2 separate regions of the Mus musculus genome follow, and region 2 is linked to region 1. Evidence: chromatin loops called from intact Hi-C (ENCODE). Cell type or tissue: heart. All regions are shown on one strand. Links, peaks and the distances in the headings refer to the core of each region. The heading gives the core; the rest is flanking DNA.

What was found. Hi-C counts contacts between places; a loop is a spot of excess contacts. Peaks named below come from ENCODE experiments on the same cell type or tissue, not always from the same donor. Only the 100,000 strongest peaks of a DNase experiment are listed, where the experiment ranks them.
Region 2: a loop joins it to region 1, with 4 times the contacts of the local background. A loop is called at or near these places in 6 of 42 quality-filtered maps.

What each region holds. Positions count from the first base shown.
Region 1 is chr2:38,350,289-38,366,375 of GRCm38, reverse strand. It overlaps Lhx2 (LIM homeobox protein 2), which reads right to left and starts at 15,068. Exons shown (of 5, transcript NM_010710.4): 1 at 14,483-15,068; 2 at 12,863-13,065; 3 at 11,524-11,927; 4 at 6,273-6,478. The coding sequence starts at 14,602. It overlaps Gm13584 (a long non-coding RNA gene), which reads left to right. Exons shown (of 2, transcript XR_003953793.1): 1 at 1-2,753; 2 at 5,438-6,048. It overlaps Gm27197 (a long non-coding RNA gene), which reads left to right and starts at 15,636. Exons shown (of 2, transcript XR_374289.3): 1 at 15,636-16,087. In heart, for the core only: no CTCF peak of the experiment used is centred there; no DNase peak of the experiment used is centred there; H3K4me3 peaks cover 3,015 bases; H3K27ac peaks cover 318 bases; H3K27me3 peaks cover 6,882 bases.
Region 2 is chr2:38,706,242-38,722,328 of GRCm38, reverse strand. It overlaps Nr5a1 (nuclear receptor subfamily 5, group A, member 1), which reads left to right and starts at 7,787. Exons shown (of 7, transcript NM_139051.3): 1 at 7,787-7,972; 2 at 11,557-11,673; 3 at 11,778-11,919; 4 at 13,790-14,418. The coding sequence starts at 11,572. RefSeq lists enhancers at 2,376-4,227, 7,636-7,655, a cis regulatory region at 7,737-7,745 and promoters at 7,604-7,823, 7,232-7,906, 7,730-7,960, 5,939-11,587. In heart, for the core only: no CTCF peak of the experiment used is centred there; no DNase peak of the experiment used is centred there; H3K4me3 peaks cover 2,182 bases; H3K27ac peaks cover 281 bases; H3K27me3 peaks cover 6,266 bases.

The DNA of each region.
Region 1 (16,087 bases), core at 4,715-12,714:
TCTTGGGGTTCACATGGGCTGGGATCCCAGGGCAACTGTGATTAGCATACAAATGATCTGTTCTATCTACCCATCCTCCTAAAGCCAGAGCCCTGGCTGGTCAGCTGCCCCAAGCTCCACTCTACACGCAGAGTTCCAGGGTTATATTTTTGGGACAGTGGGGACAAGTGCAGACATAGAATCATCAGGGCACAGCTAACACCGGGCCTCTCCGAGCCAGTGTCTTAGCCTGGCACAGCATGGATCCTGCTAAGTCCCGGGAGAGTGAAGATACACCATCATGGTGTGGCCCTTGTCTAGGCTCCAACAGTCTAGGAGCTGTTTTTTTAGGCTGGCTAACCTCTTTTCTTGATCACTTTCATTGAGAAGGCTGGGAGAGACAGGCATAATGGCACATGCCTGCAACCCCAGCACTCGGAAGACAAAAGCAAGGAGATGGCAAGATCATGAGCTCTAGGTCAGCTTGGCTGACAAAAACGAGGCCCGATGGAACCCCCAACAAATCTCCCGGAACACTAAAGAAGCCATCCAAAAGGCCACCACCCCTCGTACCCAAAGATGCTGACTGTGACATTTCTTAGCACTTCAATGGTTATGTCCAATGTCAACCAGATAGGCTGTGGAAGCATGACCCCGCAGCTCAACCAAGTCCTGGGGGGAAACGTCTTCCAACAAAAAGAGAAGGGACAAAAAATTATAGCACCCGAGGAAAGAGGATTGCCATGAGTTTGAGGCCAGCCTGAGGTACAGGAGGAGAAACGAAGCTCCTCCCCCAGATCTGGGGATCTAGATCAGTGTATGGAGCACTTGACTAGCACATACTAAATCCTGAGCTGGATCTCCAGCACAGCATAGACCCAACAGGGTAGCACGTGTCCAGATAAGTGGAGGAAGGAGGACCAGGACTTCAAGGTCATCCCAGGCTACCTATCATGCTCAAGGTCATTCTACAACGTGTCTCAAAAGAACCAAAAACCCTGCTTTAGAAATAAATACCAGGGGGCTGGTGAGATGGCTCAGTGGGTAAGAGCACCCAACTGCTCTTCCGAAGGTCCAGAGTTCAAATCCCAGCAACCACATGGTGGCTCACAACCATCTGTAACGAAATCTGACGCCCTCTTCTGGTGTGTCTGAAGACAGCTACAGTGTACTTACATATAATAAATAAATAAATCTTTAAAAAAAAAAAAAATAAATAAATAAATACCAACAACTCAATCACAGCCTCTGCTGTTACAATTCATGAAGAAGGTATTAACGGTGGCCGTTATCACTCTGTAGTTAAGCCAGGCTCTGGCCCAGCAGACCTCTAAGCGTTGGGTCCTGTAATAATCCTGCGGGGTAGGCCTACATATTAGTGCCAGAGCCAGAGGTCGGCAGAACTGACACATAGATCCTTTAAGCCCCTTCTTTGCCCCTGCCTACTTAGCTTCAAACTTAGAAATCACTGGGCCTGTGTTCTCAACAGTGACAATTCTCCGTATTTGTCTTAAGGATCTGAATAATGGTTCTATTATTTTGTGATCTAAAAAAAGGGGGGGGGTTAATTCAGAGTTTGGAGAGATGTGTCAGCAGGTAGGAGCACTGACAGCTCCAGTTCCAGAGGCTCTGGTATCCTTACACAGACATCCATGCAGGCAAAACATCAATACATGTAAAAATAAATCTTTTTTCATACTTTTTTTTCCCCAAAGAACTAAAAATAGTGAGCACTGGGTAGAACAGAAGAGCTCTTAGTTTCAGCTCCAGGTCTGTCACTGAATTGCTGTGACACGTTGGGAAATCTCTCCACCTCTCTGGGCTGATGTTCCGTCTCCTGCACAGCTCCGTGGAAGAACACTTGCTTAGCGTGTGCAAGGTCCTGGCTTGGATCCCCGTGACCATAAGAAACGAAACAAAAGATTCAAGGCCTGTCATCTGTGAAACTCCCTGCCAGTGTATTTACATCTGGCCTCAAGTTGTCTAAAGCCAGGCAGGACAATGACCATCTTGTAAGTGGGAACCAGAGCCTCAGGGAAATGAAGTCATTCACCTGTCCTTCAGGGAAGTCTTTGCTACTGCCTGCACCAGCTCAGATTCCCACTCCACATTCTTACTGCACCTCTCTGAATTCTCTCCTGGGCTAATGACAACTATCTAGTGATGGGGAAAATGTTTTTGAGACATTGGCACTTAAAATGTTCTTTTAAAGTGACACCAGGAATCCCTGCAGAGACTTTACCTACACAGGATCAATCAGCTGACCACCCCTCAGGAAGCCCAGGGCATCTGCATGTCCTCCAAGAACAAGAGGCATGGATGTGGTTAGGAGTCCACACACAGTGGCAAGGCATGTCATAACAAACCTCTGTTGAGGAAGCCACTGTGACTCCTCCAGGTCACCTTTCCCAACACTGGACCATGAGTGTTGTGGCTGTAATGTGCTGGTGGTGACAAATGGAATTTTTGACGTGATGAAAGCTTTGCTATGTATTGCCGGAACCCTCCTGCTCTGTCTTCTGCATTCTGCAGCTGGGTCCAAGTGACAATCCCGCGCTTTGAAAGATCCCTGGACTCAAGAACAGTCTGGGCTTAACTCCTGGCTTCATTACTAACTGTAAACCAAAGCTCACTGAACCTCAGTTTCCCCAACTATAAAATAAGGGGGGGGAGGATGTTGAAATCCCTACCAAAGACACAATGCTATGTGACATTAACATACGTGCATGGATCCAATCACATCATTTCATTTTCTCCTTTTGATATCCAGTAAGGTAAGTGCCAGGGTTATCATTATTGTTATTACTGTTATTTGAGACAGGGGCTCACATAGTCGAGGCTGGTTTTGAACTCACTTGAATTGATTCTCCTGTCTCTGTCTACTGAATACTAGAGTAACAGATGTGCTCGACCACATGCAGCTTACAGAATGCTGGGGATCACACCTGGGGGATCACTCCTGGGGCTTCCTGCATGCTATGTAAGCACTCTACCAACTGTGCCACAGCTAAGGCCACCGAAGCTTGGAGCCGTTAACACCAAAGACTTTTCCGAGTGGGAGTGGGAGAGCTAAACTAGGACCTCATTGCAGCAGCCTCCAGATTCCAACAGAGATGCTGTACCCCCTGGCCTACAATGTTGGTGGGGCTCACACTGTATATACGGAATACAACATAGGGCCACCATTCTCCCTCACGCACATCATGCATTGCCCAGTTCTGGGAACACAACTCAGTTTCAATGCCCTTTGTCCTGCAAACCCCCTGAAGGATTGAGGCGAACCATGACCATGACCGTGGGAGAAAAGCGTTAGGGAACATGAAAGGATCTAGTACCACTAAGCTGGTGAACTGACTCTGGAATCATTTTATCTGTTTTTATTTTGTAACATAGCTTTGTTTGTTCGTGGTGCTGGTGATCTACCCAGGGCTGTGTATAATATGTTAATTCCTCTCCCAGACCAGGTTCTTAACTATGCAACCTACCTACTCAGGGTCAGAAAGGAGCACCAAACCTTAGGGCAGGTAACTCAGGGGGGATTTCAACTAGTCCATCACCTTCCAAAGACACATTAACAATTGTCTCACTGCAAATCACCCCCAGCCTAGGTTCCCAAGATGTTCCATTGACAGTCAGGCAATGAGAAGCAAGTCCTACCCTGACCATGCCTGGCTCTATAACCCACAACGAACCATTTTATCTTGCTAAGTCTTAAAAACCTCCTCAGCTGCCAGGTGGTAGTGTACACACCTTTGGTCCCAGTGCCTGAGAGTTCGAGGGGATCTCTGAGAGTTCGAGGCCAGCCTGGTCTACACAGCAAATTCCAGTACAACCAGGGCTACCTAGAGAAACCCTGTCTTGAAAAACAAAAACAAATCTAAATGTTCTCAACTGTAAAACAGGCAGGAAAAGATTAAGGTGAGGTAGCTACATGGTTAAATAGATGCTTTGCAGTCATCACCAGTCAGGCTCTTAGGAAAGAAAAAATGATTTGTGTAGAGGAGATGGAGAGAGGTGTGGAATGAAGAGAGACCCTATCCCAAGCTACAGGCCCCAAGTGATGCTTACACTCTTGAGAACTCCAGCCTGGGTTGGCTCAGCGGAGAGGGTACTCTGCCCATTGGCTGGACAGTTGCCAGCAAAGTGTGGCTTTGGGCAGGCCATCATTTGAGCCTTCATGTGCTCATCTGCACTGTGGGGAGGGAAGTCCTAACCCTTGATGTGGAGAGCCTGGCCCATTCCATCACTATCCCGAACTAATTACCCCAAGGAGAAACTGATTGTTATGTAGCTGTCTCTAACCAACAGATGAGTTTCTTCTGGGTCAGGACCAGTTCATATATAAGTGCCCTAAAGCCTGGTTCCAAGAGATAGGCAGATAAAAGAATAAGAGAGAGCTAAGCTGGAAATCGTACATGTTTCTAAGCCAGGAAACCCTACCTCCTGCCTCCAAAGAAGCAGGCTCAGACTCTTCTGTATCATGACTATTAAGACTGAACCGTGAGTTTAATCGCAATAGCTGGGAGAGAGATGTGCCCTAATTGGGGGCCTTTTTACAAATGGGAAAGCCATGGCTCAGAGAAGGTAACTGATCTGTCCAAGACACACAGCAGGTAAAATAAACCACGGGGTCATTTGTGAGCCCAGGTTTTCTGAACTCCAGATCTCCCCCACTTCTCAGCATCCCAGAAGGCATCTGGAAAGAGAGTGAAGCTACTAACCAGAGAAAAGTACTAAGTCCTCACTCAGTCCAGGCTATGCCGAACTAAAGGAGAAGCTCTGGGGGGTGCGTAGCAGGAGGTCTCCAAGGAGAGTGGGGACCCCAAGAAACGAAAAGTTTGAACGAACTGACCAGAGTAACTTAAACACTGACCACAGCAGTGTGCCTGCCCCACCCCACCCCCCACCCCACCCGCGCTACCCCAGAGTCCAGGCCAGAAGAACCGAAGGCTACCTAGCACAGACCAAATAGTGAGGGGCAGACTCAAAGAGAGGCGCAGCAACATGCCATTGGATCTCCCTTACCTCCCTTGATACATCACCAGTCGCTGAAGGGATGCCTAGAGACTTCCCAGGTGCCCACCTGGTAGGCTCTACCACCATCTGAAGATCTCTGAGGTCGTCACCCTCGCTCCAGCCAAAGTTGGTCACACCCTGTCACCACCCCATTAAGTTTTGTTTTGCTTTCTGACAGTCACTGAAACTTCCTGAAGAGAGGCTATGCAACTCTTCTGATTTGCCACTCACTTATCTTTCAATATCCAGGACCTGTCCTAGCTGTGACACAGTGAGGCTGCATAGTTTCTCATATTTTCTTTTGTTTGGGGTTTTGGTTAAACTTCTACTGGAGCGGGGAGGTTCTGCCTTGTATGATGGGGAAACTTAAGCTCTAACAACCAGGACTGTTCATCCCAGTTAATCACATAACAAACTAACTTAATGTTATTTTTTTAACTAGCATCCGCCGAGCACAGAGTATCAAGTTGTCACCCACATCACCTCAGTAGCACCTCCCATCAGTGGCACGGCTGGGTGAGTCTTGGTGCATTTCACATATTGTAAACTGAAGCTCAGGATGCAGATGCAGATGAGGTTTGTCATCTAGCGCTATCAATGAGTACCAGAAAAGCAGAAAGTTTGAAATTTGCTGTCCCAACATGGTGCCTCAAGTGTGGGCCTGAGGCTAGAGTTTTCAACATCTTTGGGGGGTGTGGAAATCCCATGAAAGTTCCAGATCCTGTCTAGCACACCACACCATCTCCAACCCTTGTTTCCTATAAAGTCTGGGAGGCAGACAACATAAAACAAACAAACCAACGAACGAACAACAACTCAGGAGATAAGTCAGAACTGCCAGAAGAAATTCCAAGAAAGGGAAGGATGACATGGGGGCAAATGGACAGAGGAACAACTTATGGCACTGAAAGTCCCATGGGTGGGGACAGAGCAGGAGGGCTCTGGATTCATCTGAAACACTTGGGCCTCTTAAAACATGAGCACGTTGGAGAGTCATTTGAGTAAAAGATGATAACTAAGAATGGTTTACCACCAGGAGAAAAAAAAAAAAAAGTCAAGTATGGAGACAGAGGACCACACAAAGAGAAAAAAAATGAGGATGAAAACTGGAAATATGGGATGGCAGGCAAAAAGGCTGACATTCTAAGACAAACTACAAAGGGATAAAAAGAAGGCAAAGGCAGACAGGCAGAAGGTTCTTCCAAAAGTCCTGGTCCATGTGAGATTCAGCCTCAGGACTTGGCAGCTACAGATGCCCCCACCCTGGCCCAGCTGACCTGGAGGACTCTCTTGGTGAGGCCGGTCTTTTGCGCAAGCTGCTTCAAGTCCTTGGCATCGGGATTGTGGTTAATGGCAAAGTAAGACTTCATTGTCCGAAGCTGGTGGTGCTTGAAGGAGGTGCGCATGCGCTTTGTCTTTTGGCTGCTGGGGTAGGGCTGGTCACGATCCAGGTGTTCAGCATCGTTCTCGTTACAGCTAAGCGCTGGGAAAGGGACGCAGAAGCAGCAGGTGAATTTCCTGACTCTGCGTGGTCGCCAAGTCCACACCACCCACTGACAAACACATCTAGTCCGGGAACCCGGTTATGTGCACTCACAATGCTGAGATGGTAATAATATCCCCATTTTAGATATGGAGAAAATGAAGCTCACTGAAAATGGGACCTGTCTAGGAAGCAGTGGATTGAACCTTGGAAAACAAAACGAAACACCCAGAAGCCATCATGTCGCAAGAATAATTTCAAGAGCAGCAGTGGAGTCTTTTTGGATGCCAGAGGCTGCACTAAATGTCTTTCTCCTTACTCTTTTACGTGTATTTATTTTGTGTGGGGGTGGGGAAAGGGGTTCTGGGGATTGAACTCAAGTCTGCAAACTTGGCAGCAAGCCCCTTGACCCACTGAACTAGCTTGCCGGCCCCTAAAAGGCGTTCTTTGCAAGCACACAGCTGCTGGACAGTTAAAGCAACTCTTTTTACAGATGTTGAGACACAAAGGGAAGGCAGCAAGCCAGGCTCTGACAGCAGTGTGGGCCTGCCATCCGTGGTCCTGCGCTCTTTTGTTTCCCAAGTTACTCTCCAAGAAAAACCCTACCGCCTCTATCTCCCTTTAGCAGTCAGTGAACGCTGGCACCCAGAAGTTACTGACAGCCTCGATTTCATTCCGCTTTCATCAACACTCCCTCCCCGAAGGACCCAGTGGGCTCCAGGGCCCCCAGCGCCAGGTCTACAGCTGGGAATTGCATTTTGTAGTTTTTGTCTTCAGCACTGTCCTGTGAGCTGCTTCCCAGGTTTGCAGAAGAAGCAAATGGAGTTCAGGGAAGCTATAAGAAGCTTATCCATCCTCGGGAGAGAGAGCAGTCTGTAGACTGTAGACTGGGAGGGAAAGAAGTTGGAGGAAGATTGCAACTTATCTTTGACTCCCACCTTAGGCTCTGGCTTTATGTCTGTCCCACCACTAAGGTTCCCGTTTTAGAGGAAGAAAATAAAGCCAAGGAAAGGAAGCCACTCTCACACTCTGGTAAAGGCTGAGCCCTGAGTCAACACTGGAGCCCCCCTCCTGTTTCCTGCTACAACGCCTCTGGGAGAGGCGAGAAAGCCTGACTCTTTAGGGAGTCTATCCCCATCCCAAGGGGTTTTACTAGGGTTTGTGGAGGAGTCATGGTTGGGAAAGGGTTAGAAACTTTGGGTGTCAATAACTGCTCAGCTGAAGAGGACATGCATCCCAATCACCCCATCTTTACAGACTGAAAGGTATCTTTCAACATAGTCCATGCCTAGAAATAGAGGTGCCAAAATTAGCAAATAAATGTAAACAGTGCCCAGTTAGATTTGATTTTCTGATAAACAACAGATCATTTTTTTTTACCATCAACCATCACATGTCTCAAAAGATTGCACGGACCCAAAGGAAACTAAAATTTTATCTAACATTTATATGCTGCTTAGGATACTTTTAAAATTTTGCCCAAAATTCAGAATTAAGTGGCTATCCCGACACCACTACTTAGAAAGCCCTCTCTGGGGACCCCCCCTTACCCTTACCCAAAAGCCACTGCCTCAATGGTTCCTACTTCAAAACCTGAGCTGTAAATCAGGAACGACCTTATATCAGTTTGTATCCACGTGTACCAAAGCATCCAGATACCCCATCCAGAACATTCAGCGTGAAGAATTTAAAGGGGGATCAGACTACCACTCCTGAGAGCCAGCAGCACTAAACAGCACAGGGAATGGACCCTCCTCTTTCTCCCAGCCCCCAGTTCTGCCGGGTTGGGGCAGGCCTCCCCCAGGGGGAATCTCTGGGCTCATCCCTCTGCCCAGCCCCCACCTGGGCCTCACTGCTGTTAATGAGCTCCGTGGGGACCCTGGCGCCCTGTAGGCCCAAGGGAGGTGCCCTGAGAGCGGCCTACTATGGGGGAAGGTGGTACCGAGGAGGAGTGGGGGTGGGAGAGACGACAGAGGTAGAAAGCTAGAGAACTGGCAACCAGGAGAACGGGAAAGCGGGGTGGGGGCAGTGGGGGGGGGAAAGGGAGCTGAATGGAGAGTATGGAGAGTCTCGGAAATAAAGGGGATGTGTGGTGGGGAGTCCTCGTGACAGAACTAATCCTGGGCTCAAGGAGACAAGGACCCTATGGAGAAGACTTTTCCAAACGTCTACTGGCTAGGAAGTCGAGCCAGGAGGAAAGAGCTTGGGAGCCCTAGGTGACCCGGCCGAGGCCCCGCCGGGCGGGCGTGAAGGCCGGGGTTGCAGCTGGAGCTGGACCTGGAGGAGCCAGGATGGTGGAGGAGGCGCCGATACCCAGACCCCCCTCACTCGCGCCCCTAAAGCCCGGGGCCGTGTGGGGATTCCCCAAGATCAGTTCTGGGGAGGAGCGAGGGGGCTGAGAGAAGTGGGGAGGACCAGGGCTTTCTCCCCCCCCTTTTCCTCTCAATTAGGCCGATTCAATGGAGCTAAAGAGCTCGTAAAATCATGAATAATTTACTCGTGATCTGTTATTAACCCATCGGGTTTCGAGCTCTTGTCGCTGGGACTGAACCTGTAATCAAATCTGACTTCGCCTCATTTTACTAAAGACGAGACTGTAGGTTCAATTGTCTAAATAATGGATTGGAATCAAATCAGTAATTACGCAGCCAGGCACACACACACACACACACACACACACACACACACACACACACACACACACACAAAGCTGGGGCTCAGGGAGGCCGAGCCGGCCAGCCGATCTCCTCAAGACTCCCGCGGCTGTGGCGCGCAAATAGCTCCGCAAAGTGCATGTCCGGGGCCCCTCGCGGGCTCCGACCACCGATCATGAGCCCCAAGCTGACCTGCAGCCCCGCTCGGGTTTCGGGGAGATTTGCATCCTGCCTCTGGAGCGAGGTCAGCGCGCCAAGACCAGAGGGTCCGTGGGAGGCGGGCGGCCACAGCTCTCGCCCCGGAAGAACTTTACGACCCTAAGACCTGAGGCCTGGGTCACTCTTCCAGAAGCCCCGGGCCCAGGGACACCCACACCCACACACCCGCTACTCCCCTTCCTACCAAGCGTCCAGATCTACCTCCCTCGATAGGACAGCCCTCCCCCTCCCCCGCGCCCCCAGCCGATTTGCAAAGTGTCCGTGTGTCTGGCCCCTGGGTACAGGGCGCTTACACACGCAAACTGGTGTCCTCGCAATCCGAAGCCTTCTTCCACGAGCACGCACACAGAGCCCACAGCCTCACGCTCAACTCTCTGGGTCCCATGTTCCAACCCCAGATATCCCAAGGCCCACAGTGCAGCCATTTCTCTCCTGCGGGCGCTGGGAGGTGAAGGAGGAGGCGGAAAGAAAGATCTAGGGAAGTCTGGCTACGCCGGGCAAACAACTTAGTCCCGGGAGCCCCGAAAAACTGAGCCGCACAGCTACTGCCTGTGGGCCCGAGCGCCGTTCCTCCCAGGACTGAGTCCAGGCGGGATAAGGCCGAGACCCACACACGCAATTGGAGCAGACAAACCGAGAAACACAGAGGCGGAAAGAACAGAACAGAAAAGACTGGAATGAGTGTGGGGCCCAAAGAGAAAAATGAGGTAGCAGAGGGGCCTCTCCGGAACTCAGCTACCAGCCACATCTTCCCGCTGCCTCCTGGGAAGGACAAGACTGATCAACAAAAAGCAAAAATAAATCCCGAAACCTCTCACCCTCTTTTTGCTCAGTCACAAACCGGGTGCCAACCTGGTGCGTCCAAGAAAACTCCCTACACACCAGATACCCGGGAGCAGACCCCACCTCACCTCTTTCTTAAGGAAGCTGACCCAGCTGATAAATAAGAGGCCACTTGGTTTGGGGAGAAATGGGCCTGGACCGAATCTACTGTATTTTAAGGCTAGTGGGTGAGCTCTAAGGAACGTTATCTTTAGTAGTACTTTTGCCAAATTTTAAATCGCTGAACCAACCACCACTTTATCACTTATCCAACCGGGGGTTGCATTTTTCCCTTCCCTAGTAGGTCCCAGGACCCTCTATCCCGAAATTTCGTTGGACCGAAAAAGGACCTCCTCTACTAGCCCACATTTCCCTTCGCATGCAGTTCAGACTATTTAAAATCCTAAAGAACCTAATTTCTGCTTTGACCCATAGCCGATCTACAACCTTGGTTTGTTTTGGTTTTCCAACCCCCCCCCCCCCATCTTGTGATTTACCCTAGGGGGAAAAGGAGAAGAAAAAAAAATTGAGCATCGGATTTGTTGTTACAAACTTAAGAGAGGAAACGACTACAAATAAACTAAACTAAACTAAAAAGCCAGGCGAGTCCTAAACCTTTCCTGGCCCTGCAGACTTCGGGCAGATGTTGCTGGGCCTCAGAACCTTCGCAACTGTTCAGAGCCAGGATGGTGTGGGAGTCCGCTGGAAAGCCCCCCGGACGACAAAGAAATGCGAATTGAGCCCCTCACAGCCTACTGTGAGGACCCTCCAGCTCCAGTGTCTTTGGTAGAGCTGCTTGCTAGGAGGGGAAGGGAAATCCCCGAGACCTGGAGGTGCCGGGTGCCTGAAGATCCGGCTGGACAGAAGGACCCATAGCCCTTGCTAGTAACAGATCCAAGCCTGTGGCCCTGGGGACATTCCATATAACCGGGCTGCAAGCCAAACCCAATGGTGCTCTCGGCCACTGCCAACCTTTTCTCTTGGGACCCTCGCTGCCTAGAGCTGTTGGTCTCCCCACCCTCGGCCACTCCGAGCCTGTTTGGTGTCGGCACCGCCTTTCTCCCCCGCACAACCCCCTCCCCCCCGCACTTTCTGCACAGCAAAGCCGGTGAGGCAAACCAAAGGCAACTCCAAAATACAATTTCTCAGCGACAAGGTCCTGCACCTGGATCACCAATGAACTAATGCATTCTCTCCTAATGCTTGCTTCAACCGAAGGAGCACGGACTGGAAGCCAGAGTGCTAAAGCCCTTTCTATCAGAACACTGGTGCGTAGGTACCCACTGTACAACAAGCACACTGAAATCTTTCCCGCGACACCGCCAAGGCTTCAGACGGTCTTGCACTCACCGGCGTTGTAAGCTGCCAGATCTGCCCCGGGTCCTGGACTCTTGCGCTTTCTCGGCCTCCCCTTTTGCACAGTGCCCACGCCGTTGTAGTAGGGAAGACCCAGCGGATTAGCCCCGGCTGAGCCCAATCCTGCACTCTTAGCTGCTGCGGCTGCGGCTGCCGCCGCTGCCACGTCGGCATGGTTAAAGTGTGCTGGGTATTCGCCCTGCAGCAGAGCCTCGAAGTGCAAGCGGCAATAGACCAGGCTGTCCTTCATGCCGAAATGGTCGCCGGTCGTCAGCATCTTGTTACACGTTGTGCATGTGAAGCAGTTGAGGTGATAAACCAAGTCCCGAGCGCGCATCACCATCTCTGAGGCCGAGATGCCCAGGTGGCAGCGGGCGCAGCGCTGCACAGAGAACCGCCTGTGGGGACCATGGAGGGAGGGGCTGTGGGGACAAATGGTTGGGTATCCCCCCCATATCCCTATACCCCTCCTCCAGGTGCTGTTGCTGTCACTGGGGAGTGGGGTGGGGTCCCCTCCTCAAGACAGACAGCCTGGACTCCAGTTAGAGGGTTAGTGAGGAGGGAACTAGATTTTAACCCAGGCCTGGCCCTGCCTGAAATAGTTTTCCTTAGCCATCTTCACACCCACAGGAAAGTCTACTTTATTCAGGATCTGAGCAAGTCTTAAGAAAGACTTTACTTAGAATGGGGAGCAACTCCCTCACTTACCCCTTCCTCAACCTTTGCCCCTTCCCTCTAGACCAGCACCTGGGAATTCTACACACCGCTGTAATTTGGAAGAAACAGAGATGGGAAAAGAGAGAAATAGAGATAGAGACACACAGAGAGAATCTATAAATAGACCCTAACTCTAAGGCTGGGGAAGAGAAAGACGACCGTGGCCCTTACTTTTTAACCCTGGCCACCTTTTACTATAGGCCTCACCCCCAACCCCAAAGACCCCAAGCTGCTGAACTATTCTAGCTCCCCCTCCAATGTGCTCTCACGTCAGCCAGGCTGCCAGAGTTTGGGGTGTCTTATTTCTGTCTCCTCTGGTTGAGTCAAGAAACTTCAAAAGGGAAAGTAGCATGAAGACCCCACCCACCCAGGCTGACTTTTTAAGCACCCTAAACTCAGAAAGGAGGGTAACATTGGTTTTTCTGTTCCTACACTTCATGATTCTTTCCAAGGGTGCCCCGAATTGCTAATTTAGAAAGTTGTCACCAAATTTTGGTGGGTGCTGGCTTGGAGAAGAAGGGTCTTGGGTGGGGCAACCTGGACTGGGAGTGAAAGCCAAGGAGGTGGAAGGTGTGGGTCCCTGAAGGCCAATGGGCAGGGTCTGGGTAGGATCTACCTGTAGTAGTCTTCTTTGCAGTAGATGCTGCCATCCTTGCTGAAGCAGGTGAGTTCCGACTCCAGGTTGAGCTTGCATTCACAGCACTTGAGGCAGCGCATGTGCCATTGCTTGTCTACTGCCAGCAGGTAGTAGCGGTCAGAGATCTTGCCCCCACAGCCAGCACACAACGCTGCCCGGTCACTGCTGATGGACGGCATGGTCTACAAAAGGAGAAAGACAGAACACTGCCATAAGGGACAGCCTACAGCTATGCTCCCACCAAGAAAACTCTCCCTGAGCTCCTTCCCTGGCCCTGGTTATATCTGAATCCGCCTAGAGGACGGTCTAACTGGGCAGCCCATTTTCTCCATCTACCAGGCCCAAGCTGCACAGCTCAGCTCCAGGCAACCACCGAGCCAAGCCGCTGCAGCAACACTTTACAGTTCTAAGTTGTTCTCAGGCCTTAGGTCTCCCTATTCCTGCCCTCGTGCCCTTGCCCCAGGATATCCTCACAGCGGTTAAGTATTGGGACAGAGGGGTCTCTTCCCCCAAGCTCTCCAAGGGAATTCCTCAAAGTGTTTATTAAAGGTGCTGGGCCTCAGAAAAGAACCAAGACAGTAAAGTAAGGTGAGTATTAAAAGTCTTCCTCCACCGGTACTCCTCTTCAGAGGCAGCAGGGTTCCTGGCCCCAAGCCTCAGTAGCCTCTTGATCCTTAGACCAAAGGTTCAGCCCAGGGCAAGTCCAGCAACTTCTGGTTCCCGCTTGGGTCTTGCGAGTAGGTTAAGTGGGATACAGGGCGACCTTCCAGGAGGGTGCAAGGCAGGCCCATGTGAAATTTTTTTCCTAATAAAACTGAGCAGCGGAGGTTTATCCGGAAAGAAAGGCTTAGGGGAAACCCGGAGGTCACGGAGCTGTGGCTCTAGAAGGGAGAAACTCGGGCCAGGCTTCCCACCTCCTCGGTCTCTAAAGGTCACTGCAGCCGCTGCTTAGGCAGCGTCTGCTAGTCTGGCCCCGGGGGAGGCTATTTGGGGCCGGGACAGCAGAGCCAGGTACAGAGAACCTAATGGAGTCTCCTTCCGCAGAAGCCAGGCCGGTGACTGAACTCCGAACCATTGCCTGGCCAAATCTAGCCAGTTAGGAACACGGGTCACGATCAACGGAAAGTGCTGGCCCAGATGTCGCAGGGCCCTGAAACTGAGCTAAGGAGAGAATCCCAGACTGCCAGAAGACTGAAAGCGATTCAAACCAGCTAGGGCTTCCACCGGTTCTCCCTTTTCCCGAGGCGTCGGCGCCAGCACCAGGAGCAAAGTAGTGGAGAGTCAGGTCTGTGGACCGGAGCGCCTCCGGGAGCGGAGAGAAGAGAGTGGCCTCCACTTCCACTCCCCTTCCACTTCTAGAACAACGTTCTCCTCCACCCTCGCAGTCCAGATCTGGGTTTCAACCTTGACTCCCTCCTCCTCTCTAGCAGCTGAGTTTCCCCTGAGTCTGGTGCCCCGGGCCTTGCACCCTGTCCGAGGATTCCCCAGCCTTGGTCCCGTGCGTCTCGGAGGACTCTACCTAAAGTTCGGGGAACAGAGGCGCTGGCTGGCCCCGCCAGGTCCCAGCTCTCAGCCCCAACTCCACAGCCGCGCGCCTACCGTCTCCGTGTCGCCGCGGTCGATGGCGGAGCTGATGGCCGGAGCCTCGCTCTTGGCCCTGCGGTCCATCTCGTCGATGACCCCGTGCACCTCGGGGCCCGACAGACTGTGGAACAGCATCGCGGCGGGACCGGGGATGCGGCTGCCCCGAGGAAGGGCTTGCCCCCCGCCTCAGCTGCCTGGCGCTCCCGGCGTTAACCGGCCCAGTGCATCGCCACCGCGGCCCCGGCCCCGCCCGAGCTCGGCTGCGCCCCCAGGCTGGGCTCCGGGCCGCGGGCGCCTGCGGGCCAGGACGCCTCCCGCCGAGGCGTGGGGGCAGCTACATCGCGGGGCGCCTGGACGGCGGCGCCGAAGCCAGGGTCACAAGGGCAGGGGGTGAGGTGGGGGCGGGAGACCAGGGCAGAGGTCGGCGCCCGCTGTGGGCGCTTTCACGCCGCAGGCATCGCTAGCTGGGTTCTGGCGCCCAGGGCGCAAATCAGGGGCGCAAACTCTGCCCCAGGCGGCGGTGGCTGCAGTCGGGGTTCACCCAGGAACAGCTAGGTGCCCGCGGCGGCCCAGATGCCTGCACGTCTCTTCCCCCCGGGGTGTGTTCCCAACCAAAGGCGAACTGGAGTAGGGGGTCTCCGCGAAGCCTGCGAGCTGAGCCGAGCCACTGGGAGAATTGAAGAGGAGGAGGAGGAAGAGGAGGAGGAGGCGGCGGCGGAGGAGGTGGAGGAGGAGGAAAAAGGAGGAGGAGCAGAGTGGGAGGAGGAGCCGACGGCCGCGGGCCCAGCCGCGCGCAACGCTACCCAAGCGCGCGCCGAGCTCAGCCTCGGCTCTGCAGTCCGCGCCAGCGCAAGCCTCCGCGCCTTTTCTACAGCCGCGCCTGACATCACGTCCTGCCGCCGTGCCATTGGCCGCCCGCCGCCCCAGGCCTTGGCAGCGCGTGCTCCGGGAAGGCGGGAGACCCAAAGGGAGGGGAAAGGCTAGAGGAGGAGAGGAGCGGAGAGAGGAGGTGGTGGGAGCTGGTGGGCGAGGCTGGAGGAGGAGGCGCAAGGGAGGGAGAAGGGAGAGCGCGGGGTTTGGAGTTTTCTAGGCTGCGAACAGTTTCCTGTGTTTCTTCAGGAAGAAAAATTAAACCTTTCCTGGAGTCTCTGTCCTAAAAAAGCGCTGCCAAAGGATGCTTGAGGAAGTCTCCATTCTCCCCCTTGGCCTCTGGAACCTGGGGTTGAGGAGGGGCAGAGAAGACAGACCAGGAGTACTGTTTCAAGAGCCTTCGGCTGCTTCCCGCCCATCTGGGCTTCGGTCTGGGGCGCTACTCTCTGCGCTGCGTTTAGCAGCGCAGCCCTCCCGGGGACCAGGCGCAAGTGCCACCAGAGCAATGACTCCCAAGGGTAGCGGGCCGGCCAGCATATCCTCTCTTCAAGTGAGCTAGGGACTATACTGCCAGGCGTGTAGCTCCTGGATTTCTCCAAAGCTCTGCAGTCTGGAGGCATGTCTTTAGGAACTCAGAAAAAGAAACAAGGAGTCCATAGCTCTCTCCCATGTACGTGCAGTGTGATCCGGAGACAGTGACTCAACCTCCTTTACAATGTTTGACTTTCTCAAAGGGAAACAAGAAGGCCC
Region 2 (16,087 bases), core at 5,052-13,051, 360 kb before region 1:
AAGAGGGAGCAGATAGAAACAGACACAGGAGAAGGGAGTATACTGGCTGCCTAGCGACAGTCACACCCTATAGCCACCTGCACCATGCCCCGCCATCCCTTTTGCTCTGAAGCACACAGGCCCAGGGAAGTTTAACCACGTGCCTAAGATGACACATGAGCAAGCTGGAGAATTAACTTTTGAATTCAGGTCTATCTGATACCAAAGTTACAACAGCTTCCTCCCTGTTCTTTCAGCAGTTTTGAGCACAAATGGAGTTTGTAACAAAGCTTAGGAACAAACAGCCTTTGGTTGAACCTTTCCCTATTCAAAAACAAGCCAACCCAAGAAAGATTAACCCTGTAAACTGTATACAGGCTCAACCTAATCAGGCTGAAAAGCAATGGTGTCCCAAGACCCCAGCCTGTGATTTCTCTGAACATAGTCACTCATGAAGGCTTTGTCAAAAAAGAAACAGTTCTGGAAGTGAAGTGTGTGCCAGAAACTGAGGAAATGCCACACTATTGATCCCAGACTCCCAACCCTCCTTTGTCTATAGCCAAGGCTCTGGGAAGCCCTACGTGAAGGAACACCCCACTTAGCCCAGCCAGGATGCACCAAAACTACCTGTTTGTTGGGTTTACTTTTGTCATCTGTAAAAGTTCTGTTGAGTCAGCATTCCATGGGGTAAAATTAGGGGTAGTGCTCTCCCAAATATCTAAGTTGCTTCTTAAGTAATGGTGAGCTTTGAACTTCCTGGGTTGTGCTGTGACAGTCTAGGAAGAAAGAATGAAGGGTTATAGCTTAGTGTTCTGTTCCAGCACTAAAGTCCTAAGTGATACAGATGTAGAGTGGGTGACTGAGGTCACATTCCAGAGCAGCTCAGTGAAGTGTGTGCTGTAATGATCCCATTTTACAGATGAGTAAACTGAAGCCCCAAACAATAAATAGTTTGCGTAAGGAGACCTAACTAGGGAGCACTCAGGAATTCATAGGAATAAATGTTGGGTGACTATTTGGAAGTACCCATGTTCTCTGAGCTCCTCTCCAGGCTGGAGATGAGCAAGGATGTCTCTGTGTAACCAGCAGTGAAATCTAGCGCTCCAGGTTCCAACAGTGGAGCCACAAACATCCAGAAGTGGTGACAGGGGAGGCTGCTGGGATTGGATGATCTGGCTGCAGAGACTCCTTTCCAGGGTTCACTTCCCTCAGGCAGCCTGTGCGCAGCAGGAACATCAACAAGGGGATAGATGCCTCCCTGGTCCCCACTGGCCCACTGGCATCAGTAGAGGATGGTACCTGTAGCTGAGGAGTTTAGGAATGACAATGGCTAGCTCTAACAGGCTTCACTGAAGTCCAGACATACATGGAGGCTGTGTGCTGAAGCTGCAGCCCCTCCACTCCAGCAGCAGAGGCCAAACAAAGCCAGGAGCCCCCTCTCTGCTCGGCCCGGCCTTGGCCTGATGGCCCATCAGGAGTTTGGGTGCAATGACAATTAGCCTGCCAGCTCCTATGGCAAAAGTGCCCAACTGCCAGACCCAGGGCTCCTGGAGACTTTGTTCCCTTGGCAACAAGTCTCACCATGGAGACCACAGCCCCATCCTTGCCCTCCTTGCAAGCTCCCTCTCCACAAGCCTTCCCTGCTCTACACCCAGTCCTTAGAGCATGCAGGTATAGCAGAGTGCAGTATGAAAACAACAGGAGTCCAGTTCTGTGCACCCACTTTATGTCTGGCAAGGCTCTGTCTTCATTTGGTTAAAAGGCACCAGACCGTGCCATGCCACTGTCTTCATTTTGGTTGAAAGCCAGGCAGGCACCAGACCAAAGTCTCGAAGCTGATCAGTGCAAGAGCTGAAACTTGCATCCAAAGCTTCAGGTCTAGGATCTGTGGGGTTGTTTGTTTGTTTGTTTGTTTGTTTTAGTCCCTGTGGCCACGGGGCACAGTCTGATTTGAACTAGATAGCTGGGTAGACCCTCACACATAACCACCGCTCCTACTGGCAGCACAAACCATGGTTGCAACCCTTCGAGGTTCAGGCTGGGTCCAGCATCAATGGCAGAGTTGCACTATTTTAAGCCAGGACTGGAGAATCCCATGTGGGCACAGGGAGGTTGGGCCTTCTTCCCGGAAGTCACCATGGCCTCCCTCCTCTCCCCCAGCAGCTTTCTGAGGCAGTCGCTTCCCTACAAACAGGAAGGAGGTCCTTAGGCTAAGACCTCCAGTCCCAGTTTCCTCCCCTCCCCCCTACACCCACCTCACGCCCTAGCCTCCTCCACTACATGGAAGAGCCCACCAGATCTTGCTTCATGTATCTACTAGGGATGGCTTCCTAGGTGGGTGGAAGGGGGCCTAAATGTTCCAGTCACCCCATTGTTCCCAGGACAGACTCTGCTTTCCCGGGCCCTTTGGTCCTCTCGCCACAGTCTGACTCTTCCCATGGATGTTGGTCATTAGTCATAAGAGCAGAGATGTCCCCGAGATTTGGTCTAATTCAGAGACCCTGGAGAAAAAGCAAAGAAAAAATATATTAGAACATTGAAAGTAGCAAAGAAAAACAAATTGGGGCAATCTGAGAGAAAGATATGGGGATAAACAGATTCATGGAGGCAGAGAAGCAGAGAAAGCCCAGAGTGCAATGGGCTTGGGCCCAGTAGCAGCTCTGACTACCTCCCAAGCTCAGGCCTGGACTCAGAGCTGTGGGGGGCCCACCCGGCTGCAGGACTGGAGAGGAATGTGGGGAGCAAGGCTGGGTCACCTCTTGAGGGCCAAGCGTGTGCGCTTTGAGATAAACTGCCCCAGGAAGGGGCCACAGCTGCGCTCCAGGAGCGTGGCAGAGAGGCCCAGGCCCAAGGCTAGAGGTTCAGCCCTGCCAGATGCCCAGCACCTGCCTCTGCCAGGAGGGGCTCTATTGGGCTTCATTCTAGAAGGTCCCGAGTCCCTTGGGCCCTGCCTTCCTTGGAAGTCATGGAGCTTCTAAGTGCATCTGTTGGAATAGGACCAAGAGGCACTTACCTGGCAGCTCCAGGGCTGGCTACAGTCTTGGCTCAGGTTTGGAGGATGGGAAAGGGATGAACACTAAGGGGTTCTTGCAGGAGTGCTGGGAGATTGGGATGCAGAGAGATAGTGAAGCAGTCAGTTCTGAATGAACCCCAAGTTGTCCCCATGTGATTCTGTACTGTGGTGTGTGTGTGTGTGTGTGTGTGTGTGTGTGTCCACACACTACCTCCAGTGTTGGAGTAGGGGTGCAGTGGTATTCTCATCTACGAGTTGGCAGTCTCTACACATTGCCTCCACAAGTCCCTGCCTCTCCGTCTTGAGAAGTAGCCACTAGATGTGCTCAGTCTCCCCCACCCCTCACCAGGTGGTCCAGCCTAGTGAGCCACTGGAGGAGGAAAAGCCAGCAGGTCTAATGAAGTCCCCCCGCCCCCGCCCCACCACCCTCCTCATGATGCAGCTGAGGCTCCCTCCACGGCCTTGACCCAGCACTGTGGACTTCTCTGACATTGGCATCGGATCTGAACATCTGGCAGCAGGCTGATAAGGGGTGCAGCGGAAACAGCCTCTGCTGCTGCCAGCAGGCCCGCCCCCCTACACTGCCCGGAATGGGGTCTCCACAGCTAGTTTCTTCTGCCTTTAGCTCCCTGGGCCCCTTGGCCTTTAGTCCATTTTCTGCCTCCATCTCTCTATCTCTCTCTCCCCTCCCTTCCTCTCCTTTCCTGCACAATTCTTTCTCTATTCCTCTTGAAGTTCCCCCATTCTCCTCCTCCACCGTCTGGGGGTCTTCCTTACCATTAGCAGGTCTCTGTCCCTCTCCCTCTCTCTCCCTAGATTCTTTTTCTAGCTGTTTCTCCCCACTGTCCCCCAATCACAACTGTCCCCCCTCCCCTTCCTCTCAGTGTCCAGGTCTCTGCTTCTTTTGTCCTTTTTTTCTCCCTCCAGGAAACAAGCCTGGCACTTTGGGAAAGTCCCTCCTCAGGAGTGAGCCTGTGTGCTTTGTTTGCCTTGGGGAGGCAGTGCTGAATCAGGGCTGTGACTCTGTTTCCTTGCCATAGGTCTCCTAGCCTAGACCCCCAGCGTCGAAGCTGAGCTTACACGGGAACACAGGCTGCCCAGGACACAGGCGATGGAGTGTAGGCTTTGCTTTCCCACTGCTAAGCTGTCCATGTTTGGGTAACGTTAGAGAGATACCTCCTGACTCTGCTAGGCCCTGAACATTGCTCACAGCAGGTGAAATAAAGATAGTCTACCCCATTCCCAGGATGGTAGCAAGGGTTTGAGACTAAACCTAGGTATGTAACGATTCACAGGAATATAACGCTATTCCCATGTCCACAACCCCAGCTCCTTCCTGCTCTGTCTGGTCCAGTGGTGGAGCACCTCTATGAGTTGAGGCCAGTGGGCCAGAATAAGAGGCAGCCCTGAAGATGTGGGTATATCATATCCAAGGTTGACTAGAAATAAAGAGTACCCTGCCTAAGTGTTACTGACAGCTAACACCTAGAGGAGACAACACAAGAATTAGCAGAGCCTTAGACCTTCAGATATGCATTCAACAGTGCTGAGGGCCCAGAGATAGAGCAAGTCTTCCAAAGAGGGTTCCCCTAGCTGACATGAGTCACACTTTCACAGAAGGGCAAGCAATGTTGACAGTGATGTTGCAATGTCAGACTCAACAAGGAAAAAGCCTCTAAGGACAGAGCAGCCAAGCTTTCAGCAGATCGTGTGTGTGTGTGTGTGTGTGTGTATGTGTGTGTGTCTGACATTTACTGAGCATACATGGCATCCTAAGAGGACACTAGGTAAGTCACGTGTGCCATCACACCTCATACCCCTTTTATAAAGGAAGAGCATGAGATGTAAACAGGTCACACAGCCAGAGATGGGCCAAGTTGGAATGAAACCCAGTCTCTGCCAGCAACTCTCAAATCTCAAGGACTTGTCAGGACATCACAGCTAAGCTAGCTGGTTATTTCCACAGCACCATGGTGCTGAAAGATCCCATTTAACCTGTTTTAAAAGTCAGGTTCTAGCTGGGCAGTGGTGGCACATGCCTTTAATCCCAGCACTTGGGAAGCAGAGGCAGGCTGATTTCTGAGTTTGAGACCAGCCTGGTCTACAAAGTGAGTTCCAGGACAGCCAGGGCTATACAGAGAAACCCTGTCTCGAAAAAACAAACAAGCAAACAAAAAACCAAATATATAAAAAAGAAAAATATTTTCTAAAAAAAATAAATAAATAAAAGGCAGGCTTGGCATTTCTGAAGTCCTGGGTTTGAACCCCAGCAACACAACACACACACACACACACACACACCAGGAGATATAGAATTTACTTCATGAAGTCTCCCATCAAAAGGGGTGCAAAGAGGCAGGATTTTGTGGTACTGTGTGTGCCACAGGGTAAAATGGTGTTTTCTGGTCCATTTCTTTACTAGACTCAGAGGATGAACAGTGTGAATTCCAAAGTGAGACCCTGTACATGACAGCCAGAGAATAGAGTCAGGCATGGCAGCTTACACCTGCAATTCCAGCACTCCAGGCTGATGCAGGAGAATTGCCACCAATCAGAGGCTAGCCTGGACTACAGAGTGATGGTTTATCTCCAACAAAAAATTTAAAACTCAGAAAAAAATGTTTAAATTAAACAAAAATAATGAAGTGGGGGACCGAGAAATAATAAAAACAAAACAAAGGGGTTAAATCCTAGCTCTATACAAGAAAACTATGACTTTCTAGGTTAAAGAGGCTTGACCGAAGCCAGAGTGTTGAGGAACGTTGCGTGCAATGGTATAGATATAATTCAAATGAGCAAGTTTAACTTACTCAAATATTATGTCGAACAGTAGTAAAATCACTGTGGAACTCACTATTTTTTTTTATTTTTATTGAAGCCCCCCACCAGCCCTGCCTCTTGCATAACCCCTCCACCCCATCCCCCTCCCATTCTCCTCCAAGAAGGGGTACCTCTCTTCTCTGTACCAACCCAGCCTGGTACATCCTCTCCCACTGAGGCCATACAAGACAGTCAAGTTAGGGGAACAGTATACACTGGCCAGCAGCAGAGTCAGGGACAGCACCCACTCCAGTTGGAGGACCTCATGAAGACCAAGCTGTACATCTGCTACATATGTAGGGAAGGCCTAGGTCCAGTCAATGCTTGCTCTTTGGTTGGTGGCTGAGTCTCTGAGAGCCCCAAGGGTCCAGGATACTTGACTCTGTTGATCTTCCTATGGAGTTCCTATCCCCTTCAGAGCCCTCAATCCTACACACACACACACACACACACACACGACTCCCTGGGCTCCCTCCAATGTTTGGCTGTGGGTCTATTTTGCATCTATTTCAGCCAGTTGCTGGGTGGAGCCTCTTAGGTGGAGTTACTCTAGGCTCCTGTCTGCAAGCATAACAGAGTATCATTAATAGGAACTCAGTATTTTTTTTTAACTTGAAGCAGGCTGCAATGGGGCATGCTTATAATCCCAGCCCTCACAAGGGAGTAGCTGGAAAGTCAGAGACCAGCCCAAGCTACATAATGAGACACTGTCTCAAAGCTAAACAACAAAAACCCTAAGTGGTAACATGAGGAGAAGACACTCTGAACCCAAATCTAATTGGCTCAGTAATCCAGAAAAGGCCCTATCATCCAGAAAAGGCCCTATCATCCAGAAAAGGCCCTATCATCCAGAAAAGGCCCTATCATCCAGAAAAGGCCCTATCATCCAGAAAAGGCCCTATCATCCAGAAAAGGCCCTATCATCCAGAAAAGGCCCTATCATCCAGCGCTTCAGAAATGAGAAGCTTTGCCTGACTTGCCTGTCTCTTCAAGGGAAGTGGGGGTTCCCAGCAGGGGTCCCTACTTTGTGGACTCATGCCCCTGAACCACTCCTCAGAACAAATGGTTGCAAATTCTCTTGTGACAGAGGGTCCCTGGTCCTCATCATATCACGGTGTCCCCTAGTGCCTAGAACAGTGCTTGGCTCACAAAGCTCACTTATATAGATGTAGAAGGAAGGAATGCACAGGGTTACTTGAGAGGTGTGGGATGGGGGACCATGAAGGGCTCAGCCATCAGGATCCAATAGGGCTAGGCCAGTTCTGGAACTGGCTAAGCAGGGATGCCTGGCCATCTAGACAAAAAACAAAACAAAACAAAACAAAACAAAACAAAACAAACAAACAAACAAACAAACAAAAACCCTTCTTTCCTACCTGGTCCTAGTACCCACATAGTCCTACCTGAAGTCCCTGAAGCCACACCCTTAGCCCAGCAGTCTTGGCACAACCTCAGTTTCCCCAGCTACCAATGGACCATATCTGCAGCTCCCAGAGAAGCCACCAAAAAGGCCACACAAACCCCACCTGATGGGTTCCACCATGCCATTTCTCCACACTAGCCATTCTGACTCCTCACTCAGATCTGGGACAAGCTGGACCACGCAGCCCAGGCAAGGACCCAGGGAGGAAGCCATTCAAGGGGAGAAACTCCCAGCCTGGTAAGGGAGCAGGCCATAAATCAGGTCCCACTCCCACCCAGTCGCTAACAAGCCGCTGCCTATCTGCCTACATGGGGTCCCTGCCTCAGGCTCCCTCATCAGCCTGGACAGCCAGCTGGCCAAGGTCTCTCCAGTGCCTTGGCCTCTGCCCCCACCCAGGGCCCCCATAAAGATAGGGATATTTTTTTTTCTTTTAGAAGAGTGAAAAAAGATATAGACCCAAATGAAGAGAAACACCAACAAAGGAGGAGAAAGGCCTGCAGAGTCACGTGGGGGCAGAGACCAATTGGGCCTCCGGTGGCCCCCCCACCCACGAGGGGAGGAGGAAAGGACGATCGGACAGGGCCAGTTTCCAGTCCGCCGCTGCCCGCCCGCTGCTGGGTGAAGAAGTTTCTGAGAGCCCGCTAGCCACTGCCCTACCTGAGGCCTGGGAGCCTCCCCACCAGGACCCTGGTGTCCAGTGTCCACCCTTATCCGGCTGAGAATTCTCCTTCCGTTCAGTAAGTGAAGGCCGGGGCCCAGGCCTCTAATGGCCAGCCTCCCTCTTCAGTGCCTTGCTCCGGCCTAGACTGGCCACTGCCTGCTCTACAGAATGACCAGCGCCCACCAATCTGGGCAGGGAAAAGGCCAGGGGTCTCTCTAGATCCATTTCCCCACTACAATACCCCTCACCTTTCCTATGGTGTGCTACAGAGGAGCTAGGCCTATGGCGACAGACCCAGTAGGGTCTGAGGGTGGTTGGTGGTGTCTTAGAGGTAGCCGGGGGTTCCTGAGGGTGTGGTGTTCTGTGTCTGTCCTGAGGGTTCTCTTAGGTTTGTCTTCTGGTCTTGGAGTCTTGCTGCCTGAGTGTCTGAGTTGCATCTATGGAGGAATCTGAGCCTCCATATGTGTATGTCTGTGTTTCTACTGTAAGTCGGGGCCAGTGTCTCTTTTGCTTCCCTGGGTAGATGGATGAAGGGCTGTGCGTCACTATAAGAGTGTACAGGAAGGGGGGACATTCAGTGGGCCCCTGGAGGAAAGGGTTGAGATAGAGGCAGAAAGGTAGAGAGCAGCTTGGTGCCCATCCCCCATCCTACCAGGGATTTAGCCCAGAGGAGTGTCCACATTATCCAAGATGCCCCTGGTGGGCTACTCGAGAGCCCAGTCAGAATCCCAACCAACCTCCATTCCTTCATCCCCATTGCCTGCTGGCCTCTGAGCCTAGGTTCATCTGGGGGCTTTTGTTTTGGTTTTGTTTGTGTTTTTGCAATGTAAGAAATGAACGGCAGAGCCTCACACTGGGCGTGGTCTGCCACTGAACCCCATTCCCTCCCCAGTTTCACTTTCTGAGGGTTCCTATCGGGAGGGAATTTGTTCATAAGCCCGTGTAGCCCCTATCCCTGAGGTTTAGGTGCCAAGTGTGGGGAGAGGGCCTGATCTGGCTCGCTCTCCTTACTTCTACGATTCATCCACTTCAGCCACGCAATTTCACTCCTCAGCTCTGTAGGACGGTAGGGAGTGACTTGCCTGAGCTAGGACTGGACAACCACATCGGTTAGATTCGGTGGTTCTTCCCCCCATCGGGTGAATGACTTGAGAGGTTCGCTGTGCTAGGTCCAAGCACAGCTTTGTCCAAGCACCCTAGTCCAGCACCCACAGAAACCCGAGCCACGGGTGGGATCCACACAGAGTTTTGAATGGGTGGGTCTCTGCCAAGGCATAACTGCTGTGCTTCCCCACTGAGGCTTTCTGGCGTCCATTTCCAGTCCCTGGCACTGACTTCCACCCCTGGTGGCTAAGGAGACTGGGCTGGATTGAGTAGGCCTCTTCAAAGATCTCTCAACCTTAGTTACTTAACTTGAAAAGCCATCTGGTCTGGTGCACGCTTCCAGCCCAGAGCAACTGCTCTGCCACCTCACCCGCAGGCCCAGTAGTTCTCCCCACCCACCCCCCCCCCCGCGTTCTCCCCCTCCCCCTTAGCTAGAGCAGAGCTCACAGGGGCGCCTGGGTATAGCCCCACGGCTTTGCTTTTCGGGCTCTGCGCCCATGGAGCTCGGGCTGCTTACCAGACCTTGGGATGCCGTAGAGTGGAATTGACCATACATCCCATTTCCAGGCGAGCAGCCTGAGGGAGACTCCTGGTAATGGGGTTCGCCCCCCGGAACTCTTGCTGTCCACTGCACCACATCCATTTTCAGCCACACTCTGGGAGAGCTGGCTTCGGGTTAAAATACAGGGCTGGAGTGGGTGCCTGCAGCCTGAAGAGGCAAATGTGGTAGTGCTAACTCAAAAGTCCAGTTTTTCCTTGCTCACCGCCCCACTCACACCCTTAACCACTTTCACGCGGCCAAACGACCAGCGTTCAGGCCTCGGCACCCCTAAACTGGACTAGCAAACGGGAGGTCGCCTCCTCCCTGCGCAGGGGGAGGCCCGAAGCTTCCCCGCACACGGCACCTGACCGGATTCCGGGGGTGCTCAGGGTCCCCAATTCTCTTAGAACTCGCGGGCTTCGGAGGATCGAGCTGGAACTGGAGGGCCAGGAGGTGAGGGTGAAGGCCGAGTGGGGCTGTAGGGAGGGCAGGGCACAGGCCAGGTTGTGGGGAGGACAAGAACCGCGCCTCCGCCCCCGGATACCGCACGCGCGCATATAGAGCGGCCACCCCGGCCCCGCGCGGCGGGTTCGCGAAGCGCGCAGTGCGGCGGAGGGGCCCGGGTCCCAGGTGCGCCTCGAGCAGCCCCGCGGGCGGCGGGCGCGGGGAGGCGGGGGCAGAGCGGGACGGTCTCCCCGCCCTCGGCCCGAGTGGCCGTCATTGCGGGCGGGCGGCGCTGAGCCCGGGTGCGGCTTCATCGCGGGCGGCGGCGCGGCCAAAAGGTGCGGGGTTCGGTGCGGGCCGAAGGCGGGGTGCTGCTCGCGGGAGCGGCCTGGGTGGGCGCCGCCGTCGTACTGGCTCTCACGTTCCTGGCCACGGCTCTCGGGATTTGGACTCTCCGTCTGAGGTCTACCGCAGCCTGTCTCCCACTCTCTGTACCCCTTCTCCGCCGGAGGTCTCCGCCCCGCTCCCGCGACCCGGCTGCGCCCTCAACGCCCGCTCCCGGCCCGACGTCTCGGCTCGCCGGTGGGTGCCGTCGCTGCGTGGCTTTGTCTGCGGACCCAGCGGCCCGGCGCCTGGGTTCTCTGCTTCTCAGGGTCGGCCCCTGTCCCTCCACGGGGCCACGCCTTGGAGCTCTCTGCCCGAGCCGCAGCCTGCCGAGAGTCTGTCTCCCCATCCCCGACCCTCTCGCTGGGCACCTCCGTCCTTCAGGTTTTGCGTTTGTGTTTCTGTCACTCTCGCTGCCGCGGTCTTTCCAGGGTGTCTCTCCTTGCTCAGTGTCTCTCACTGTGTCTCTGATTCTGTGTCTCCGTGGTTTTCTCGTTGGGCCTGTCACTCCTAGCCTCTGATCCCGTCTTTTTCGTTACCCATCACAGGTCTTTCGTCTTTTCACTATGTACTGTATATCGATCTTTTTAAATCATCTATCAGTCACCGATCCACCATCTGTCCATCATCCATCTCACCTATCATTTATCTATCATCTATCTACATAATCTATCAATATCTACCTACCTACCTACCTACCTACCTACCCAATCAACCATCTACGAATCTCTCCCAATGTCGTTGGCACCGCATTCCTGTCCCTGTCACCCAGGATCCCCTCTCCGTTGAGCAGTACTGGCTGGAGTCTCTGTCTCTTCTAGACTCTCTGCCTCAGGTCTCTGTCGGGGCCCCCAGAACAATCCAGCTGTGTGCCCTACTTCGCCCTGGTTCCCTGGCGTCTGTCTTGCCCGCGTCCGAGCCTATCTGATTTTCTCAGAATCGGGGTTTTGTTCTCAGACAAACGAATCTGGATGGAAATGCATCGAATCCGAGGGTCCCGGATCGGGCGCGGCAGAGGCGGCGAGGAAGCAGCCCTGGAACGCGGCGGGTGGCTGAGCTGCAGCGCAGGGACATGGCCCACAAACCCCCGCACCCGGCCCGGGCTGGGGACCGCCCCGTGTGCACAGACCAGGGCAATCCCAAGCCAGTCGCCGTCGGCCCGCGCTGACCCGATCCTCCTTCCACAGGCGGACGCCGCGGGCATGGACTATTCGTACGACGAGGACCTGGACGAGCTGTGTCCAGTGTGTGGTGACAAGGTGTCGGGCTACCACTACGGGCTGCTCACGTGCGAGAGCTGCAAGGTGAGCGCAAAGCGGGAGCAGGGAGGGTGTAGGCAGCGGGTGGCAAGGGTGCGGGCGGCGAACGAAGGTCGGGACCTGGCGCTCATTCCCTTCCTCTGGAGCAGGGCTTCTTCAAGCGCACAGTCCAGAACAACAAGCATTACACGTGCACCGAGAGTCAGAGCTGCAAAATCGACAAGACGCAGCGTAAGCGCTGTCCCTTCTGCCGCTTCCAGAAGTGCCTGACGGTGGGCATGCGCCTGGAAGGTGCGCGTCCTGCACGCCCGGGACCCCCTGACTGCTGGCCGCCCCAGGGAGCCGCGGGCGGGCCTGGGAGAGGGGCTGAGGGGAAAGCGGAGCAGTTTCTGGATCCAGGTGATTGGCCCCTCGGCGTGACGTTGGGGCCCCAGCTCTGCAGGGAGCAGAGGCAATTAGGGAGTCTAGCGCCAGAAGAGTGTAGCATGTAGGGCCTGCCTGGGCTCAGTCCCAAAATATCAAAAATGAGACTTCCAGAGTATGGTGGTCCATCCCTGAAATCCTAGGACTCTGGAGACTGAGGCAAGGTGGTTGCTAGTCATCATATTGAGATCCAGTATCTCCCCACCCCCACCCCTACCTCGGGAGGCAAGTCTTTCTCCAGGACAGAACTGTGCCCCAATAGTCCCACTGTATGAGAAGCTCCCAAACAACCCCATAAATTCCCCAAGCCAGCCAAAGCCACAGCTCTCAATAACTTGACCATGTTCAAATCCCAGCTTTATCACTTGTAGACTAGGGACTTCTCTGAGCTGCAGATGCCCCCATTTGAATAATGAAGTAAAAAAGTAATGCTTGCCTTGTGTTAGTGGGAGGACTGGGGGGAGGGGGAGTAAGAAAAAGCGGGAGTTGCCTGCTGTGAAGGGAAAGACTCGGCAGAATAGCTGTAACTGCCATTACTATCACACTTTCTGATGCTATTTGTCCATCGCTCTTTAGACTGTGCATCTGTCTGTCTGTCCGTCTGTCTGTCTAGGCATGTAAGTTTCATGGGAATTGAGATTCCTTCCCATGCATTCAGAGTCCACCCCTGAGAAGGTTGGGGTGAAGGGAACAATGGTCTATAGCTGCCTCTCCCCTTCTGTTTTGGTCCAGAGAGGAAAGCAATGGTCCATCAGGAGAGACTCAGAGAGTGGACAGTCATAGCTTCTACCCCGCTGGCCCCAGTCGGGCTGAGCGCCCAGCCAGCAGCTGTTGGCTAAAGTTTTTGCAGAGAAGGCCCTGAAGGCTGGGGAAAGCGGTGGACACATCCTGCTACCTAGAGAGGGACTCAGATTGAAGGAGGTACCCTGTCCCGTGTCTAGATCCCTCATGCCTAGGTCCAGGTCCCAAGCAGGCAGAGAGCTGGCTACTGCGGGTGGCAGAGCCTGCACAGCAACCTGAGGGAGCAAAGCCCCACTGTTCACCTCCCGGCAGGAAGATATGTGGCGGGCAGGCTCCCAAGGCTTTGGTTGTGTGGAACACCACCCCTCTCCCTTTTCTCAGAGCTTGGGTGGGGTCCTGTCTGAGCAAGGGCTGGAGCCACACTGGAGCTGCAGAGATGCACCTGTTGAGTCTGGCTGGTGACACATTCTTGGCCAGGAGAAAAACATCTGGTCAGCGAAATAGGTCCCCTCCTCCAGCACCAAACCCAGGCTCACAGTAGACTGCCGTGGGGGAAGCTTTGTACAATCAAGAAGGCACCCCACCGTGAGCAAAGCAGACTAGGGCCCCTTTGCTTTGCCCATCTCCCTGTCAGAGCCTGGACGGGGCGCCTGAACCCAGGAGCTCTCAGCCTGAGGTATGGGGCAGGACAGGAGGTTCTGCCTGGGGGAATTCTGAGACTTCCTGGAGGTGGCAACATTGGACTGGGTGTTAAGTAAATGCAAGAAAAAGAAAGGGGTTCCAGGCAGAGGGGAGGGTGGGTGAGTGGGTGGAGGAGAGAGAGATGGGGTCAGGAGAATGTGGAGAAAGGCCTGGGATGCCAAACCAAGGCTGATGAAGACCACTGAATAGGAATGGGGAATGGTATAAGCGTGTGTGAGAGAGACATATCTTTTGGGAAAAGATCTGTGGCAGACAGTTGGGAAGGTAGAACCTGACAGACTGCTCCTGCCCACAGCTGTGCGTGCTGATCGAATGCGGGGTGGCCGGAACAAGTTTGGGCCCATGTACAAGAGAGACCGGGCCTTGAAGCAGCAGAAGAAAGCACAGATTCGGGCCAATGGCTTCAAGCTGGAGACCGGACCACCGATGGGGGTGCCCCCGCCACCCCCTCCCCCACCGGACTACATGTTACCCCCTAGCCTGCACGCACCGGAGCCCAAGGCCCTGGTCTCTGGCCCACCCAGTGGGCCGCTGGGTGACTTTGGAGCCCCATCTCTACCCATGGCTGTGCCTGGTCCCCACGGACCTCTGGCTGGCTACCTCTATCCTGCCTTCTCTAACCGCACCATCAAGTCTGAGTATCCAGAGCCCTATGCCAGCCCCCCACAACAGCCAGGGCCACCCTACAGCTATCCAGAGCCCTTCTCAGGAGGGCCCAATGTACCAGAGCTCATATTGCAGCTGCTGCAACTAGAGCCAGAGGAGGACCAGGTGCGCGCTCGCATCGTGGGCTGTCTGCAGGAGCCAGCCAAAAGCCGCTCTGACCAGCCAGCGCCCTTCAGCCTCCTCTGCAGAATGGCCGACCAGACCTTTATCTCCATTGTCGACTGGGCACGAAGGTGCATGGTCTTTAAGGAGCTGGAGGTGGGTACCCCCTCATAGCCCCCAGTCCCTGGCTCTAGCTACTAATCTTAGCTGCCCATCATCACCCTTCTGATGGGCAGTGCAGCCTAGTGGCTTCAGGCAGTGTCTGGGGAAGTACCACTGCATGGAAGAAGGGCATTTCTGAGCTATTGCAGCTTCCTAGTGCCTGCTGTTCCCTGTCCACCCCGCTCCCTATCTCTTCCATCTGTCTCTCTTAGCCTCTTTCTCTCGTGCGTTCCCTCCCTGGTTTGTGATCTCTCAGCACCTCCGTGTTCCACAAGGCTTTGCTTCTCTCTCTCTCTCTCTCTCTCTCTCTCTCTCTCTCTCTCTCTCTCTCTCTCTCTCTCTCGGCATTTCTATAGACAGCTCCCTCTATCTTTGAGACTCTGGGCTCCCTCAAACATTTGTCTTGGCCCCCAAATCTCCAGCCTATGTCAGAAGCAGGTCCGGCCATCCTATCCTCTCATTTATTCAGAAAGAACCCCAATCCCACCATCCTCAATTGTCATAGATGTGGCTCTGGGCATATGGCTTTGTGTGTTTGTGGACCTGAGTACTTCCTAGCTAATGTGATTTACTACCTGTGATGATGGTGATGGTGATGGTGATGGTGATGATGATGGTGATGATGATGGTGATGTGGTGATGGTGTATGTGTGCAAACATGTGTGTACAAGAATGTAGGATAACTAGATGGAATTCCTGCCACATGCAATTGCCCTCCCTCATCTCAGTGCCCTCTTTCTCTCAGGATTAGTGCACATAAAGGTAAAGAAAGCAGGATCACAGCTAGAGGGACTAAGGCTAGCAACAGGAAGAACTTTCGAGTCATTTCATCTACTAGCTAAGGCCGGAGAGCTGATTCGGCAGTATCCTACCTAGCTCCTTATGTGCACCACCCCCAAGACTCCAGAATCCTCAGCAAGACTCACTGCTGCCTGGCATGGGTACAACCCAACCTGACCCTCCTAGGTCAAGCCCCCCTGGTTGTTCTGAGGCTAGCTATAAACAGCTGGCTGCTGCCCCCACCCCCCTGCGGGAAGCACTGCAGCCTTGAGCGGCTGTCAGTGCTGACGCCACTCTGCCTGGGCTTCCTTTGGGCATGTGGCCAGATGGGCTGGGGGCACTGCCTGCCTGGCTGGCATCGAGGGGAATAAGGTGCAGCATGGGTGTTCTGAGCCTTATGGGGGCACTTCAAGCCCCCCAGGGGACTCTGGGAGTTAGGAACTGATGACTGACTGTGACTCTCATTTCCACATGTCATGTCTCTCTGTCTTGGGTGACTTTTCTCACTGGCCCTTTCTAGGCCAAATGATGTAGGTAGATATTGATCAGATGCTAGACCCTCCCACCTGCCCTGTACTGCTCTGGAAGATTCTCCTCCCTGCCCCCAAGACGCTGCAAGATTCCCTGAAGTCCCTGAACAGAGAGTAGAAGGAGCTAAGCATTCTCAGCTTTCCTGGATCTTGGATTCAGGGGCAGGGCACTTCCTCTGGCCGCCTTCCTGGTTGGGGAGGTGGGGGGTCATGCAGGATGGGAAGGGCTTTTGTCCTAGCGTTGCTGAGTGTTTTTTCCTGCTTCTGGCTTCTCTGTGGCTCAAACCTTCCTGCTTCCCCTTCCCAGAACCTGTGAAAGGAGCCCAGGAATCGAATCTTCACCATAGTCAGTG